2 separate regions of the Homo sapiens genome follow, and region 1 is linked to region 2. A link is an interaction called in ENCODE POLR2A ChIA-PET data of the cell type or tissue named here. Cell type or tissue: OCI-LY7. All regions are shown on one strand.

Evidence for each region. Peaks named below come from ENCODE experiments on the same cell type or tissue, not always from the same donor. Only the 100,000 strongest peaks of a DNase experiment are listed, where the experiment ranks them.
Region 1: POLR2A ChIA-PET joins it to region 2 with 6 read pairs; 2 of 35 experiments call an interaction of 5 or more read pairs at or near these places.

The regions. Positions count from the first base shown.
Region 1 is chrX:107,192,862-107,200,861 of GRCh38, reverse strand. It overlaps NUP62CL (nucleoporin 62 C-terminal like), which reads left to right. Exons shown (of 9, transcript NM_017681.3): 2 at 7,790-7,833. Among named protein-coding and RNA genes, the nearest start is that of NUP62CL, 9.6 kb to the left of the region's middle. In OCI-LY7, no CTCF peak of the experiment used is centred here; no DNase peak of the experiment used is centred here.
Region 2 is chrX:107,447,071-107,455,070 of GRCh38, reverse strand. FRMPD3 (FERM and PDZ domain containing 3) reads right to left here and starts at 5,419. Exons shown (of 15, transcript NM_001388459.1): 1 at 5,066-5,419. RefSeq lists enhancers at 3,298-4,212, 6,047-6,547. In OCI-LY7, CTCF peaks have their summits at 3,554 and 3,761; DNase peaks (open chromatin) are centred at 3,130, 3,880, 5,410, 5,960 and 1 weaker place; H3K4me3 peaks cover 6,363 bases; H3K27ac peaks cover 4,817 bases.

The DNA.
Region 1 (8,000 bases), 250 kb after region 2:
CTTTGAGGCTGTCTTTTGCATTTGACTGCTATTCACCAGTTAGTTCTTTCAAGTATTTTACTCTCTCTCCTCTCCTCACCTACCCTCCCCTATTCCCTGCCCTCTCTTGCATCCCTCCATCCCCTTTCCAAGCTGCCATACCTCTTCCTAGGTCTTCATGCCCACACATACACTCTGCCATCCCTTGGGTCCTTCTCAGCTCCTCCAAGATTCTCTCTCTCTCTCTCTCTTTTTTTTTTTTTTGAGACGGAATCTCGCTCTGTTGCCCAGGATGGAGTGCAGTGGCGCGATCTCGGCTCACTGCAACCTCCACCTCCCAGGTTCAAGCGATTCTCCTGCCTCAGCCTCCTGAGTAGCTGGGATTACAGGCACTCACCACCACGCCTGACTAATTTTTGTATTTTTAGTAGAGACGGGTTTTCACCATGTTGCTCAAGGCTGGTCTTGAACTCCTGACCTCATGATCTGCCCACCTCAGCCTCCCAAAGTGCTGGGATTACAGGATCAAACTTCACATGAGCAATTAACAGTCTTCAGCAATATCACACTTTTAACATTTGAAGAATTGATCCATCCTCATTTGGGATTAAAATAAAAACTTTTTCTAGGTCTTAAAATTAGATTCTGACCTTAAGGCTTTGAGAAGCTATAGTATGAAGGGGGAAAAAAGAACTTAATGTGAAAGATAATCAGCAAATTATACTGCTTAAGATGTTTAATATGAACTTGAAACCAATGCACCATTTTCAGAAGCCCTATATTTTGTTTTGGCATAAGATGATTACCATTTGAAGTTTGATCCCTCTCTGTTTCCTTCAAAATGCCTGGGCTAACTTCACCTCTCCCTATCAATTTCTCTCTGGGAACAGAAACATTTAGAGTAAGACATTAGTAATTCAGTTTTTACTTCCAGAGTTGGCATGCATAACTATTACTGACAAATAGGGTCATTACTGTGCTTTGAGGCTTAGATTTTTCTACTTTCTTCTTGAGTACTTTTTCTGGAAGACTTTATATCTTGGTAGAACAAGGGGTTTCTTCTGTGAATTTGTACTTCCTTTGCATCTCTGCCTCTCTAATTAATGATGTGTTAAACAATCATATGTATTGCCAGAGGTTGCTATTTATAGAAATGGTTTTATAACATGACTAATCATATGTGAATTTTCAGGCCAGATCTCTCAGTCATGATGTTCTTGAGAAGGTTGAGTGCATTCGTGGAACTTGATGATTGTCAATAACTAGGCGGTTTAGGGAAAATGTTGCCTCTAAAGAAGAATAGTCTATTTGCTTCTAAGAAACTAGGAACAATTTTTAATAAATCGTATGGCTAAGCTTCTGTGCTGGTCACCTCTTGACAGTCATTTCTCAAAGTAAATGTAGGGGAATGAATGATTACTCTCAAAATCATTTATACTTTGTGAGACAGAAATCCTTAAACATTATGCTGAAATGGCTTATGATAGGTACCCAGGCTTGAACTGATTTTGTTTCTGCCTTTTGACACACAGTAGATTTATCTTCCTAATGATGTGTTGCTTAAGCTAGTATTAAAATAGAAGAATAGTGTCCGGTTCCTTCACTTACTAGTTGCTTGACCCTAGGAAAGTTAGTGTCTCAGAGCCTCTGCTTCCTCAGCTATAGAATGGAGATCAAAATACCTTTTTGGTTTGTTGTTAGGTAATGAAGGTAAGGGATTTCAGTTTCAATAAGTGCTTCCTTTTATCTTTTCCCCTTTATATTACATAAGAGAGTCTAGAACTTGAGTGATAAAGTGGTGTGTCCTGAAATGACCATCATTTATTGATTCTAGATCAGGTTTCCTACTACCAAGAACACTCCCAGAATCAATAAATAATAGTAGGTAGTACACAGAGCAGATAATTTGCATGCTGATACATGAGATAGATGAATAGTAATTTTTTAAAATTATAGTTTGAAATCCAGTTTATGTTCACTGTCTGGGCCAGCTGATAGTGTGTCCAGAATTGGTTCCTTCTGGTGGGTTCTTGGTCTCGCTGACTTCAAGAATGAAGCTGCGGACCCTCGCGGTGAGTATTACAGTTCTTAAAGATGGTGTGTCCGGAGTTTCCTCCTTCTGGTGGGTTCGTGGTCTTGCTGACTTCAGAAGTGAAGCTGCAGACCTTTGCAGTGAGTGTTACAGCTCTTAAAGGCAGTGTGTCTGGAGTTGTTCATTCCTCCTGGTGGGTTCGTGGTCTTGCTGGCTTCAGGAGTGAACCTCCGCGGTGAGTGTTACAGCTCATAAAGGTGGTGCGTCCAGAGTTGTTCTTACTCCCGATGGGTTCGTGGTCTCACTGGCTTCAGGAGTGAAGCTGCAGACCTTCACGGTGAGTGTTACAGCTCATAAAGGCTGTGTGGACCCAAAGAGTGATCAGCAGCAAGATTTATTGTGAAGCGTGAAAGAACAAAGCTTCCACAGCCTGGAAGGGGACTCGAGTGGGTTGCTGCTCCTGGCTCGGGTGGCCAGCTTTTATTCCCTTATTTGGCCCCACCCACATCCTGCTGATTGTTCCATTTTATAGAGTGCTGATGGGTCCATTTTACAGAGTGCTGATTCGTCCGTTTTTACAGAGTGCTGATTGGTGCATTTACAAACCTTTAGCTAGACACAGAGCGCTGATTGGTGTGTTTTTACAGAGTGCTGATTGGTGTGTTTACAAACCTTTAGCTAGACACAGAGCACTGGTTGGTGTGTTTACAAACCTTTAGCTAGACAGAGTGCTGATTGGTGCATTTACAATCCTTTAGCTAGACAGAAAAGTTCTCCAGGTCCCCACCTGATTAGTTAGACACAGACCTGATTAGAAGACACTGATTAGTTCTTCACCAGCAGTGAGGATAACCCCAGCATTATACTTTGGAAAGCTTTCACATAGCACTTTACATAAAATTAAATTAGACAAGGTAATATATGTGAAGAGTCCTATACAAACTTATTTTTAAAATAATATTTTGGTTATTCACTTAATGGAACCGTCAGAATTTTAGAAGTGAGGAAACTGAGGCTCCAAATGCATTTAAATGACTAGAACAGTCTAGTGGGCATCAACACTCATTCAGTTGTTTTCTTTATCTCCAGCCATTTAGTTAATTCAGTAAGCCCCATTTAGATTGGACTGCCAGGTAGGGAACATTCTGCTCATTTCTAGTAGCCCTTCTAATAAGCTCTGATGATTTTTGGGGGCCTAGTGTGCTTTCTGCTGAGGGCCTTTATCATCTAGTATTCCTTTCTTTGAATATGTGTGCTTGCATTGAGTCACCCAAGAGAGACTGTAAGCTGGGCTCAACATACAAAGCTGTAGTTTTATCAGTTTTAAGCTCCTGTAGTTAGGCAGTGTGGATAAGGAGAGGTTACTTAGAAGAGGAAGAGAGGTTGTCTGGAGAAACCCAACAAGGCAGAGATAGCGTATTCCTCTTGATTGCCACAGATAGGGAGTACAGACCTGTTTCCCATTTTTTAATAAAGTAATGATATGCATAGGGAAGCTAAAGTGTGCTAAGTTCCTGTTTGTTAAAAAAGGATAGGGAATACTGAATAATTTCAGACTTTGTTTTAAAAAATATAAATTTAACTCTGTGTGAAAAGAAATAATTCAAGAGAATGCTTACAAATTAATAGAATATGTAACTTCCACGCCTGGGAAAAATTAAGAGAATAAAGAAAATCTCATCAATCCAAATATGCAGAAAAAGATAAAAGATATATAGAGCCTGGCAAATAAAAAATACAAAGTAAGATGGAAGAAAAATCCAGTAGTGTTAGTAGTCACAATAAATGTAAGTAAGTTAAACTCACTAAGAGACTGTCAGATTGGATTTAAAATATTTCGGCTATGCTACTTACAAAAACCACATTTAAAATGACACAGAAAGGTTGAAAACAAGGGAATAGAAAAAGATGCACTAGGCCAATACCAACCTAAAGAAAAATGGTGAGGCAACATCAGTGTCAGACAAAATATGATTTAAGGCAGTTTAGTAATAATTAGTTACTTCATACTGATGAAAGAAAGAAAACTTACCAAGAAGAGTCTGTCAACTGTGAACTTCATATAGGCCCCTAACAATACAGTCTTGAAATACATAAAGGAGGCCGGGCGTGGTGGCTCACACCTGTAATCCCAGCACTTGGGGAGGCTAAGGCGGGTGGATCACCTGAGGTCAGGAGTTTGAGACCAGCCTGATCAACATGGTGAAACCCCATCTCTATAAAAATACAAAAAACAAAAAAATTAGCCAAGCGTGGTGGCACATGCCTGTAATCCCTGTTACTTGGGAGGCTGAGGCAGGAGAATCACTTGAACCTGGGAGGCGGAGGTTGCAGGAGGTTGCAGTGAGCCAAGATTGTGCCATCGCACTGCAGCCTGGACAACAAGAGTGAAACTCCATCTCAAAACAAACAAACAAACAAAAGAAATATATAAAGGAAAAAGCAATGGGATTATAGGGAAAAACTGACAATTCATAATAATTGGAGGCTTTTAAACACCTTTGTCAGAAACTGGTCAAGCAAAATAGATTAAAAAATAAAAAAAGCTAAGGATATGAAATATTTAAGATCTAAATGAGATGGAAGGGCAAGAATATTTAATTCCAAATTTTTAGTGACAAAAATGTACTTTTAGTCCAAAAAGTGATTTTTTTGTTTTATTTCTCAAATTTCTAAGGCAGAAAAAATTAAAGTTATGTGCTACATTTAATAGGAAGATTCTTAAATTATTTCCAAAAGAATAGAAATTCCATAAATGCAAGGGCATAGGAAAAAAAATCCACCTTTTGATGGCTACCAGAAAACTTTAGTTTTGTCTGCAATATGACATTGATGACAATACCTAAATCTGGAAGTGTTTGTCAATTTCTTTTACAGGATAAACACCCACCATGGTTTGACAACAATGAATTTTTCTATCAATATTTATATTATCATCATGTATATTAAAACATATAACACATAAATAATTATATGTTATAAAACCTATAATAATATTATAATTTATAACAACATAGCACTTGTAACCTCAGGAAAGTGGTACACTTGGGAATATAAAACTAAACACAGCAAATGCTCTTATTGCTTCCCTTTCTGTGCCTTCCAGGATTGAGTTGTTACAGTTGAAATCACCATTTGGAGCTCACATTTAAAAAGTTTTAAGATGTGTATAAGACTTGAAAATAAGCATGTTGTAACTAACACATTCAGATAAATGTTGTCCTTCAGAGTTACTCTTGGGAAAGTTTTCCCTTATACCCATGACACTAACAGTATTCAAGATGCTGTATCTCAGCCATTTAAAGAGGTACATTTTTTTCATGTCTTAACATCTCTGAAATGGAGGCAAGTCCAATAGTTGAATGGTATCTTTTGGCCAGGTGGCAGTTGTGACATGATAGTTGTTCCTGCATGCACAGATAATATCAAAATCTTTAGGATCAAAACTTTCATAATGGATGACTGAAGTGAAAAATCCCTGAGACAATGGAGGATCACCTTTAACTCTTAGAAAATAGTGGTTGTGGGGAATGAATGGAGGAGATAGTAAATCAGATTTAGTTACCAATATGCTGAAATGGGAGACAAAAGGAAGCTAGTCTACATATTTGCAAAGCTGACTTAAGAGCATAGCAAAAATGGCTTTTAGTTCTCTTATAATTTATTTTTTAAAATGCTGCTTTAACAGTGCTCCTGGTGGCATAGAAGTTATCAAGAAATTTGTGTTGACAATTGGGGCCTGGCACGGTGGCTTATGTCTGTAATCCCAACACTGGGAGGCTGAGGCAGGCAGATCATCTGAGGTCAGGAGTTCGAGACCAGCCTGGCCAACACAGTGAAACCGAGTCTCCACTAAAAATACAAAAATTAGCCAGGCATGGTGGCACATGCCTGTAGTCCCAGCTACTCAGGAGACTGAGGCGGGAGAATTGCTTGAATCCGGGACGCGGAGGTTACAGTGAGCTGAGATTGTGCCACTGCACTCCAGCCTGGGTGACTGAAGGAGACCGTCTCAAAAAAAAAAAAAAAAAAAAAAAAAGAGAGAAAGAAAAGAAAATTGGACTCAATGTGAATTTTTGAGATACATTAACCAAGTTACTTTGCTTATACGTTTTTCTAATATATGCATGTTTGATTAAAATCTATGTCTACAATGAAAAGAGCTCTTTCAAAAAGTATTTAAAAATTAAATAATAAGGAATTATGACAGGTTGGTGGTTTTTCTCCCTTCCTTTCTTAGTGGTGCATAAAGTAATGCAACTCTTAGTTTTAATGAGACATTTTTGAAATTTGTTAGAATTGCCTTTCAGAGCTACTGTGTTAAAAACTAATTTTTAGTCATCTCATTTTATTAATTTTGACTGGGATAGAATTATAAGTTCACAATGACTTTTCCCTTAACACTTTTAAGATATTTTCCCACTGTCTTCTAATGTTTATTATTGCTAATGAAGAGCCTGCTGTCAATCTAGTTGTTGCTCCTTATTAGGTAAATTTGTTTTTTTCTCTCTGGTAACTATGAGAATTTTTTCTCTATAGGGTTTCAATATATTGTATATAACGGGTATGTGTGTTTGTATGGTAGTGAGGAGGGATTGCCTGCTTGCACTTGGTGGCTTTTTAAATCTGAGAACTAATTTTTCTTCAGTTCTAGGAAATTCACTTATCAACTCTTTGAATACTGCCTCTGCCATTCTATTTTTTCCTTCTCTGTTCCTTCTGGATATATATTGGAGCTTCTTTTTCTCCTTATCTCTTAATTCTCTCCCCTTTTCCATCTTTCTTATTTATTTATTTTTATCTGCCCTCGGTACTGGCAGATTTTTTTCTGTTCTCTCTTCTAATTTGCTAATTTTTTTCTCTTCAACTGTGTAGTCTATTATTTAAATCTGTCTTTTGAGCATTTTTATTTCTAATACTGTTAGGCGTTTCTTGGATTTCCTTTTGGTTCTTTTTCACATTCACTTAGTTTTATGGATGCTATTTCTTTCTTGAGCTCTTTGAACATATCAGACATATATTTTGATGTGCTGTTCAGATTGTGCTTTTATCTCTAATTTCTGGGATAAGAATTCTCTCATTTTCTTAGGTCTAAAGATGACTGACTTAGATGTTTTGTATATCTTGTCTGTGAGTAACCTTCTAAGGGCTTTTTTTTTTTGACTATATGTGACCTAGGAAGTGGAGATGTCCCTTTTGAGTAATGTCATGGGCAACCTGCCTGGACCTTGAAGGTTTTATCAACTCCTAACCAGTTTTTATGATAACATCTTATCTTGAAGTTTCTACATCACAAACATAAATTGAATTTGAGCCATCTATGCATATCTTCTGTAGCAGTTTGGGATTCTCACATGTTTCTTGTCTTTTCCATCCTCCTGTAGATGTTTCTCAGATTTAAACTTCACTAGGTCTCTGCTGATTCAGGAGCCTGTGGCCTTACCAGGTAGCCTTAAATCGTACCCCAAATTCAGCATTGTATTTCCAGCTATTAAGGCACATATCTCATTCAAGGTATCATCTTGGGCTAATCAACATTAACTTCTGCTCATGGGTATGAATTCCCTTTCTGTCTGACACTTAAAAAATTGTCCTTCTTTCTGGAAAAACTTTGCTTTGTATTAAAAAATGTTTTTATTAAATGATTGTAAACTGGTACTTCTAGAAGTTTGGAGTACGAGGGAGCAACTCCAGTGTGGCTTCTGTCCACCATCTTTTCTTTGAGGTCTCATTGAGAGCTCTAATTTTTTTTCCCATTCTTCTCTTATCCTTTTTTAGGGTTTGGAGTCATCAGCAGGTTTAATTTTGGAGGAACTTTACAGGTGGGTTCATTATTTGGCTCTGCAAAAACAACAGTGACTACTTCCACTACAGGGTTTATTTTCTCTACATCTGGTATAGGAGGGTTAAATTTGAGGGTGTTGTCCCAACCAGTTGCAAGTGCATCTTCATCTTCCACTGGCTTATTCACATCCAGCTCCAGCTACAC
Region 2 (8,000 bases):
CAAAAAAAATGTACAAGGTACGTTTAGGAGATCCTGGGGTAAGAAACTTGGCTGGAGTAGAAGGGTCCATGTAGGGCTTTGTTTCACAAGTAGATCAAGTGTATCAAAATCACTTGGGGAGCTTGTTAAAATGCATATTCCTGGACTCCAGCTTCCAGACCTACTGAATCAGAAGCTCAGGAGGTAGGACTCAGGAATCTGCATTATAACAAGTTCCCTCAAGCAATTTTAAGACACATTAAAATTTGAGAATCAATGATGTGGACCAAGCATGAGAAATAGGGTTGGAAGAATATACAGGGTTAGGTCCACACAAGGAGAACTTTGAATGCCAGGCTAAGGAGGCTGAAATTTATCCCACAGGCAATCAGGTATCACCCTCCAAGGATGATGATCAGAAGCATTATGAATAAAGGATATTCCACAACATTAATCTAGCAGTTGTGTGTATTATGGACTGGAAAGGAAAGAGACTAGTGCAGTGTGGCTGTGAGGTGGTGGCAGGAGTCAGGGTGGACTGGGGCATAGGGGATGAGTCAGAGATGGCTTTGAGGTTTCTAGACTGGGAGACAAGAAGCCTTATGGTAAAAGAAAGGTGAGAAGAGTGAGTCATCTCTGAGAAATAATGAGATGAGTTTGTGAATACTGAGTCTGAGAGCAAGCTATCCAAGAGGAAATGTTTAGCAAGCAGTTGGAAATATAGGACTGAACCTCAGGAGTGGGGTTAAGTTTGGGCTAGAGAAATGGGAATGGTTGGTAAAGAGGTGAGAAGGGAAGCCATGCATGCCTGTGTGTCCTTGTCAATAAAGAAAGTGGAAAGCAGGAGGAGCTGGAGAACACCCAGATTTGAGGGGTAGTAAGAAGAACTAGCAATAAAAGAGAAAAAAGGAGGGGTCACTTGGCTGGAAGGAGACCCAGATATTAGAACCTAGCAGAGAGTTCTTTCAAAAGCTGCGGGTGGCTAGTAGTGTGGCTAATGGCAAAGTGAATTTGAGGCACAGAGCAAAAACACTGGCTACGGCATGCATGCTGAGAAAGCTGCAAGAGTGCACACACCTGCTCATTCTCATGTTCCTTAACACAAACACACAGAAATAGACACACCTGCTCCTACAGATACACAAGTAGCACCTCTTTCCCTCTCTCTCCTTTCCCCGCCCCACGTTATACACATATTCCCATTTCCAGGCTCATTTTCTGACTACCAGGGATTGGGCACTAGTGTGCCACAGGCTGTTAATGTTCTGTTTTAAGGATGGTGCCTCAGGTCTCAGAAAAGGGTGCTCTGCCTGTCATGGGTGGGAAATAATACAGAACCCCAAGATCACTGTCCTTGCCTTTGGCAGCTCAGCTGAGGGGAGGAAAGGAGGGAAAATGGCATGTTTCTCTGGATTTGCTCCCTACCCTACCCCTTTGCCCCTAGCCCCAGGATTTCTCAGCAGACAATAAGGTCCACCCCATTTTGAGAGTCCTTCATTTTGGCTGCCGATAATGCAAGAGAATGTTTTTGTTTCTGAACTTATGGTAAAAAGGAAAATAGAAGTCCTTGAGAGAAGAGCCAGAACAGAATTTTCTGCTGGGAATGCTAATGGCCTTAAGGCTGCCCCACAAACAGAAGCTGACTTGAGTGTGCTTCCTCCCAGGGGGCCTGTCAAAGCTAAGGGTCTTCATCTAGTATCAATAGGTATCAATTCTAGTCCCCCTAGCAATGATTGCTAGGGCCTATATGTGAAGGCAAGAACCCCCCAAAACCAAGCTTGTCTGCATGAGCCTCTCTTTCCACAATTTGCCCCAGGTATGTGTTGGGGTTTGAGGGTGTGTCTGAGGGGTGTGTGTCTTGTGTGTGATATGTGTGTGTGTATTTGTGTGTATGTGTATGTATGTGTGTCTTATGGCTTCATTCAGTTAGCCTGGAGGTGCCACAAAAACAGGGATCTTTCCTCTGTTGCATTGGTGCTGCCCCTCCAAGTGCCTTATCAGGCATTAGCCACGGAGTCCAATCATTTATGCGTAGTGGGGGAGGGTGGGTACAGAGTGCTTCCGTTGTCCTGCATCCACCCATGCTCCCTCCAAGGGCTGAAGTAAGGATTACTGCGGTGGGGCAATTCCTCTCCTCTACTCATCCCACCCGAGACTCCTCTGTTACCCACCCCCACCCCCATCTCCAGCAAGCCTTTCCCAGCTTGCTGCTATCATCAGCAATCCCAGGGCTTTCTTGTTGCACTTTTTCAATCTACTACTGCTCCTAGAGGATGTCGTTGGTCACAAAATCCCCCAACTGGGCCACACAGCTCACTTCTCAAGACCCTCGGACTGCACCACTTACAAGAGGGAGGGGTCCCCTGACTCATTCCAAATGCAGCTCGCAGCCTCATAGGAGTCCCCAGACCTCTCCTCCAGTGGGGTAGAGGCTCTGTTGCACTATCCAAAGAAGCCATAGCACCAACAGCATCACGAGCTTATGTTGGAGGGGGCACTTACTGAGTTCAGGCCAATAGTCTGGCCACTCAGCAGAATGCCTCACATATCTGGGAAACCCTCAGGGCCAGAAGCCTGGGGCAGCTGCCACCCTCCCCTGGCCAGTCTCCTCTCCCTGGTGGCCTTCAGCCCACAACTGCAAGGCGGTTGTGGTGTTGGGTGCCAGCGAGAGATAGGGGATATTCTCTCCACATGCAGCAATGAGTGTTTCTTTCCTGCTTATATCTTATTCCCTCCTTTCTCAGAATCTGGCAGTGGCTCCCAATTGCCTCTCAAGTCAATTGAAACCTTCTCTTTGTGGGCCTCAAAACCCTCCACAATTACATCTCACCTTCTGACACCCTCACTCCCACACACACATCACCCATAACTCTGGCCTAGGCACAGACAGTAGAGTAGACAGATGAGGTTGTCCACAAACTGCTCCTGCCTGAGTCCTGCCACAGGTGCCTGAAAGCCCCACCAACAGAGTCACTCCTCTGTGTCCTTTAAAAATGCAAATGTTACCTGTGAGGTGTAAGCAGTAAACCTCTATCAGCTATTAACACCTTGGCCTGGCAGGGATTCTGTCATCAAATTTGCCCGAGCAGTGAGCAAAGCCCCGCCTAAATAATCTAAGGGGGCGGGGGAGAGGACCCAGAGGAGCCCTGAGCAGCCGACGGGAGGGGCAGGAGCAGGGAAGGGGCTCTGACGTAGAAGCCATCGCCGTCACGATTTTACCACGGTCTACATTCTAACTCCGCATCTCTACTTAAAACAGTAAAACCCACTAGTCCTTGCTCCCCTCAACCTTGTTTCCCCCATCCACAATACATTATGCCTTATTTAACCTCAGGGGTGCCTTCATGACAAGCTGCTAAGGTTGAATTAGTCCTTTCACATGAAATACAAAAACAAACAAACAAAAAAACAAGCCATGAAATTGGGTAGACGCTGGCATGTTTGCTTGGGCACGGCCAAGTCTTGTTGAGGTCTCCCCGGGTAGAGCAAGATCTCTTTGCTCAGCGGAAACAGCAAAGGCTTCCCGAAAAGCCTCTCTTAGCTCCCAAGAAGCTGGCAGCTGGGTTCCCCCTGCTTCTCCTGCAGTGAGCTTCATGGGCAAGGAAGGCGAGGGAGGGGCAGGGCCTCCAAGCTGAGGGCCTCTGTGGCTGAACTGGCACACTATCCCGGGTCCTCTAGGCCCAGGTGGAGTTCGCCATTTACCCCGGTCTCCAGCTGGGAAAACTCACTTGGTGCTTCGCTCTGAGTCAGCATAGAATCCCCCACCCTCCACTTCGAGAAGGGCGCCCCCAAGGGAGCCTTGCGCTTATAGCAGTTCCTCCGAAGGCAGGAGTCCAGAGACTGCCCCGCCCTCCGTAAGAGCTGCAGGATGCTAAGACCACCCGGTGGACTCCAGGGTTTTGCACCTGGACCAAGATGCCAAGGGGAGGGGCAGGTCTAGCAGAATTCGGCGTTTGCTGTCATCTGGGGCTCTTTAGTTGCAGCTGCAAGGGTGGAGGTGCCACCTGCTTCTGGGGGAAGGTGTCAAACATTTGCCCCTGCAGTGGTTTCAGTGTGTGTGTATGGGGCTGTGGTGTGTGTGTGCAGGAAACCCAACAGCTCGAGCGTGGAGGGTATGACTACCAGAGTTGGGCACGCTTTTTGCCAGAATGGGGTTCTTAAGGGCTCTGGTGGAGGTGTCTACAGTAGCTGCGTGTGACGGGGGGTTGCTGGGTGTGTATTGGGGGGAAGCAGCAGGTACTGGATCTGCAGTAATGTGCAGTTGTCATGTAGTTTCTCAAGACCACTCTGAGAAAACACACACACACTCACATACACACACACACTCTCCAACCTCCAAAGCACTAGGCTGGGGAGTAGAGGAGTGTGTTTGTGTGTGCATGTTTTAGCAGCGCTAGGGGGAGGTGCATGTATCTGTATATGTGTTTGAGCTTTATTAGCATCTTGGTGGGAGGGGGCAAGTGTAGCTCGCGCTCTCTCTCTCTCTCTCTGTGTGTGTGTGTGTGTGTGTGTGTGTGTGTGTGTGTGTGGTCTTTGCATGGGGCTGACTGTGTGGCTGAGCGCCGGGTATGTTGTGCGGCTGTGTGTGCGTGTGTGTGCGCCTCCGTGTCCGCTTGTGAACATGGCCCCGGGAACCACGCACATGCTTCAGACAGCTGTTTCTGGCAGCCCCTGGGCTCGGGCTTCGCCGGGCACCCCGGCTAAGTGGCCACCTCCTAGCAGCCAGGCCCCGCGTCTCGCCAGCTCTCCCAACTGTGCCCACAGCCCAGGCGCGCACACAAAGGCTCCATAATGAACGCGCTGCACTCCCCTGCGCTCGACTCCTCACCCCGCACCCGCGGAGGCCAAACGAGCCCGCCAAGCCAGAGACTCGCCGGGGCAGTGGGCACGCAACGGGCCGTTACCCCGCCCGCCCAAACTCCGGGCGGCCAGACGTTCGGCGCCCCCCGCCCTGCCCCCGGCTCCCGGGGGCGCCCAAGCGCCAGTCGCCCCCCAGCCGGCCCGGGGCGGAACGCTCCCGCCGCGACCCACCCCCGGTTGGGCTGAGACAGCGGGCGCGCCCCCCTGAAGGCAGCGCGCCTCTTACCTTCCTCCCCCTCCTCTTCCTCCTCCTCTTCCTCCTCCTCCTCCTCCTCCTCCGCCTCCTCAGCGGCGCGGCAGCGGCGGCGCAGCGGCGGCGGCGGCGGCGGCGGCAGCGGGACTAGGGCACCCGTGCCCCCGAGCCCGGCATGGGCTTGGGGCTCAGTGGCGCCGGGCGGCGGGGCGGGCAGAGGTTGGCAGGGCGGCAGCAGCTGGCCCGGGACGCGGGGAGCTGGCGCGCAGGCGGCGGGCTGCGGGCAGGATGGCAGGAGCGCGCGCGGGCTCCTCGGGCGGGCTTCATGGCTGCGCCGCGGGCGGCACCATCGCCGTGGCTCGCTCGTCGCTCTCTCGCTCCAGGAGTGCGGCAGGCTGCGAGGTGACGGATGGCGGCGAGGCGGCCGGACGGCCGAGGAGGGGAGGGGAGAAGGGGCGGGGGGAGGGGGAGGGGGAGGAAAGAGGGGAGTGCAGAATGAGGGGCCTCTCCGGCGCCTCCCGACCCTCGAGTGCTGGCGTCGATTTCCCCGAATGGGAAAGCGGCTTAAAGGCGCAGTTCCTGGCTCGGGTCACTACTAAAAATAAGCAAAAAATTGACAATTGGGGAAAGAATCTCCCAAGAACAACCCAGCAACCCAGCCACCCAGCCTGGCGCTGCCTCACTTCTTGAATCTGACCGTTACGGCCGGACTCTGCCGGGAACTGCTGGCTGCCGAGAGGGCAAGCCAATTTCCAAAGTGAACCCGGGAAAGGGGGGCGGGGAGTGAACTGCGGAGAAGGGGCAGCAGGAACGCTTGCTTCGGAGACTCCGTTCCCTGGCCCCTGACCTTGCTTCTCGCCCCTTGTTTGCTCGCCTTCTGCTGGGGATGCCCTCCCTGCAGCTCCCCTCCTGGTCACCATCGCAAACATCCACACGCACCTTGAGTTTCGGCTCGGGCTCCTGCTCTCAGCGCCTCTCCCCAGCACTGGAGTGTGAGCGGCTTCGAGCCCAGGCCCAACGCCAGGAGCCCACCTCAGTAAGGGAGCGATCTGCCAGCTGGCAAAGGTCTGCTTAGAAAATGCGATTGGTTTGGTGAAAAGGGAAAAAGGTTAAGGTGTGTGTGCATGTGTGTTCACCAGCAGATGGAGGGAGGGTCCTGGCCACACACACACACCCGGAAGGAGAGCAGCTAGGCACACAGCACAGTGCCTGATGAATGATCTCAGGACGTTTTTTAGAGACATGCTGTGAATACTAAACATGCAGCAGCCGAGATTCAAGAGAAGCTCTTGGTCTCCCAGCGGGCTCCAGACCCCTTCAGAGGAGTTTTGAGGGCCAAGAAAAAAGGCCACTCTTCCTTCCCCAAAAAGGGCAGCCTCAGTGGGGACCCAGAGAGACTGGGAAGCTGGACAGTGGGTCTGGGTGGTGAAGTTAAGGCCAGGGAAGAGAGAAGCAGGAGGAAGCAGTGGAGTTGAGGAGCTCCTGGTGATGCCAAATACATGGTGAATTTCCGGGTGTCAGAAGCACCTCGGAGAGACAGTTAAACATTGGCACATTTGGGCCTTGTGAGTTCTAAGGTGAAAAGTCAGCCCTCCTCGATTTCCTCTGTGTTCCTGAACTCTAAAGGAGGCTGTTGGCACAAAGGGATCCATTCTAGTTGGAATATTTCCTCACTTTCGGTTCTTTTCAAGCACTTGGTTAAAGCTTCAGAAGAGGCCGGAGGGCTACTGAGGGGCAATTGTGGGACAAGGGCTGTTCTCCTAGGCTGCACGGAATTTCCAGGATACAGAGGAGAGCTCCGGGCACAGGGCTCCGTGGCTTCCCACAGCTGGGCTCAGCAGTGGAGTAGCTGACTAGCAGATTTGGCCATCGGTCCACTGAGCACACTTTTGCTTTCTTCCTGGCACTTCCCACCTTGAAAAAAGGATGGAAATTCCCTGCATCTGGATGGGAGTAGCCTAAGCTGGTAAACCAAGCTGATGGAATTATTAAAAGCGGATGACAAGTGAAAGTGAAGACATGCAGGGAGAGAAACACACAACATTCCCTGCAAATGCACAGGCAGAGCCCAACCTGAGAAGATGCTCTGAGGAACACAGCACACACAAAGGGACACACATGGAGTCAGTCACATGTGGGGCCACAGACACACTGAGCTAGTGCAAAAAAAAAAAAAAAAGGCTAGCCAGAAAAGTGACTCAGACTTTATTTCTAATCCTTCTGAAGGAAAGAGATGAAGAGAAACAGGGAAGAATTGGCCTCCCATCTCCAGGGACTGGAGAGGGAGCCAGGAACCAGCTGTCCAGTATGAATAATAATATTTCCAGCCAGACTGTCCCTGGCAGATTTTCTTGGGGTGGTGTCTCAGGAGGTGGGATCCCCTCCAGGGTCTCCTGAGCCTCACCTAGTTCAGTCTTTATTAATATTAATAACACAGGTCCCAACAAATTGGTTTGTATCAGTTATTACAATAAAGCTCATGGGTTAAGAACTAAAATAAATGCCTCTCACGAATCTGATTGGCCCTCCTCTGCTGCTTTCTGGGCTCACTCAAAGCACATGCTCAGGCTCCATTCAAGCTGCTTTGTGGTAAACAAAATAAAGAAGGGGTGGTGAAGCAGGAAAGAGTATTGAGAGGAACTGTGTCACTGGACAAATGCACATCTGAGGGCTCCTGGGTGACCAGTGAGGCACTGTCTGGTTTAGGATAGCGATTAGGTGCATGGCTTTCAGAATCTGCTTCTTACTAGTGATGTGATCTCAGGTAGCTCACTTAACTTCTTTAAGCCTTACCTGTGAAATGAAGACGATGGCAGAATCTACCTTATGGAGTTATTGGAAGTGTTGAATGAGATAACAGATATAAAAGGTCTCAGTAAATGTTAGCTGTCGTTCTTTCTCAAAACGAATTTGCCTCCTAGTCATCTATTTAAAGGTTCCTTTTTCTGTTCATATTCTGCCTAATTCC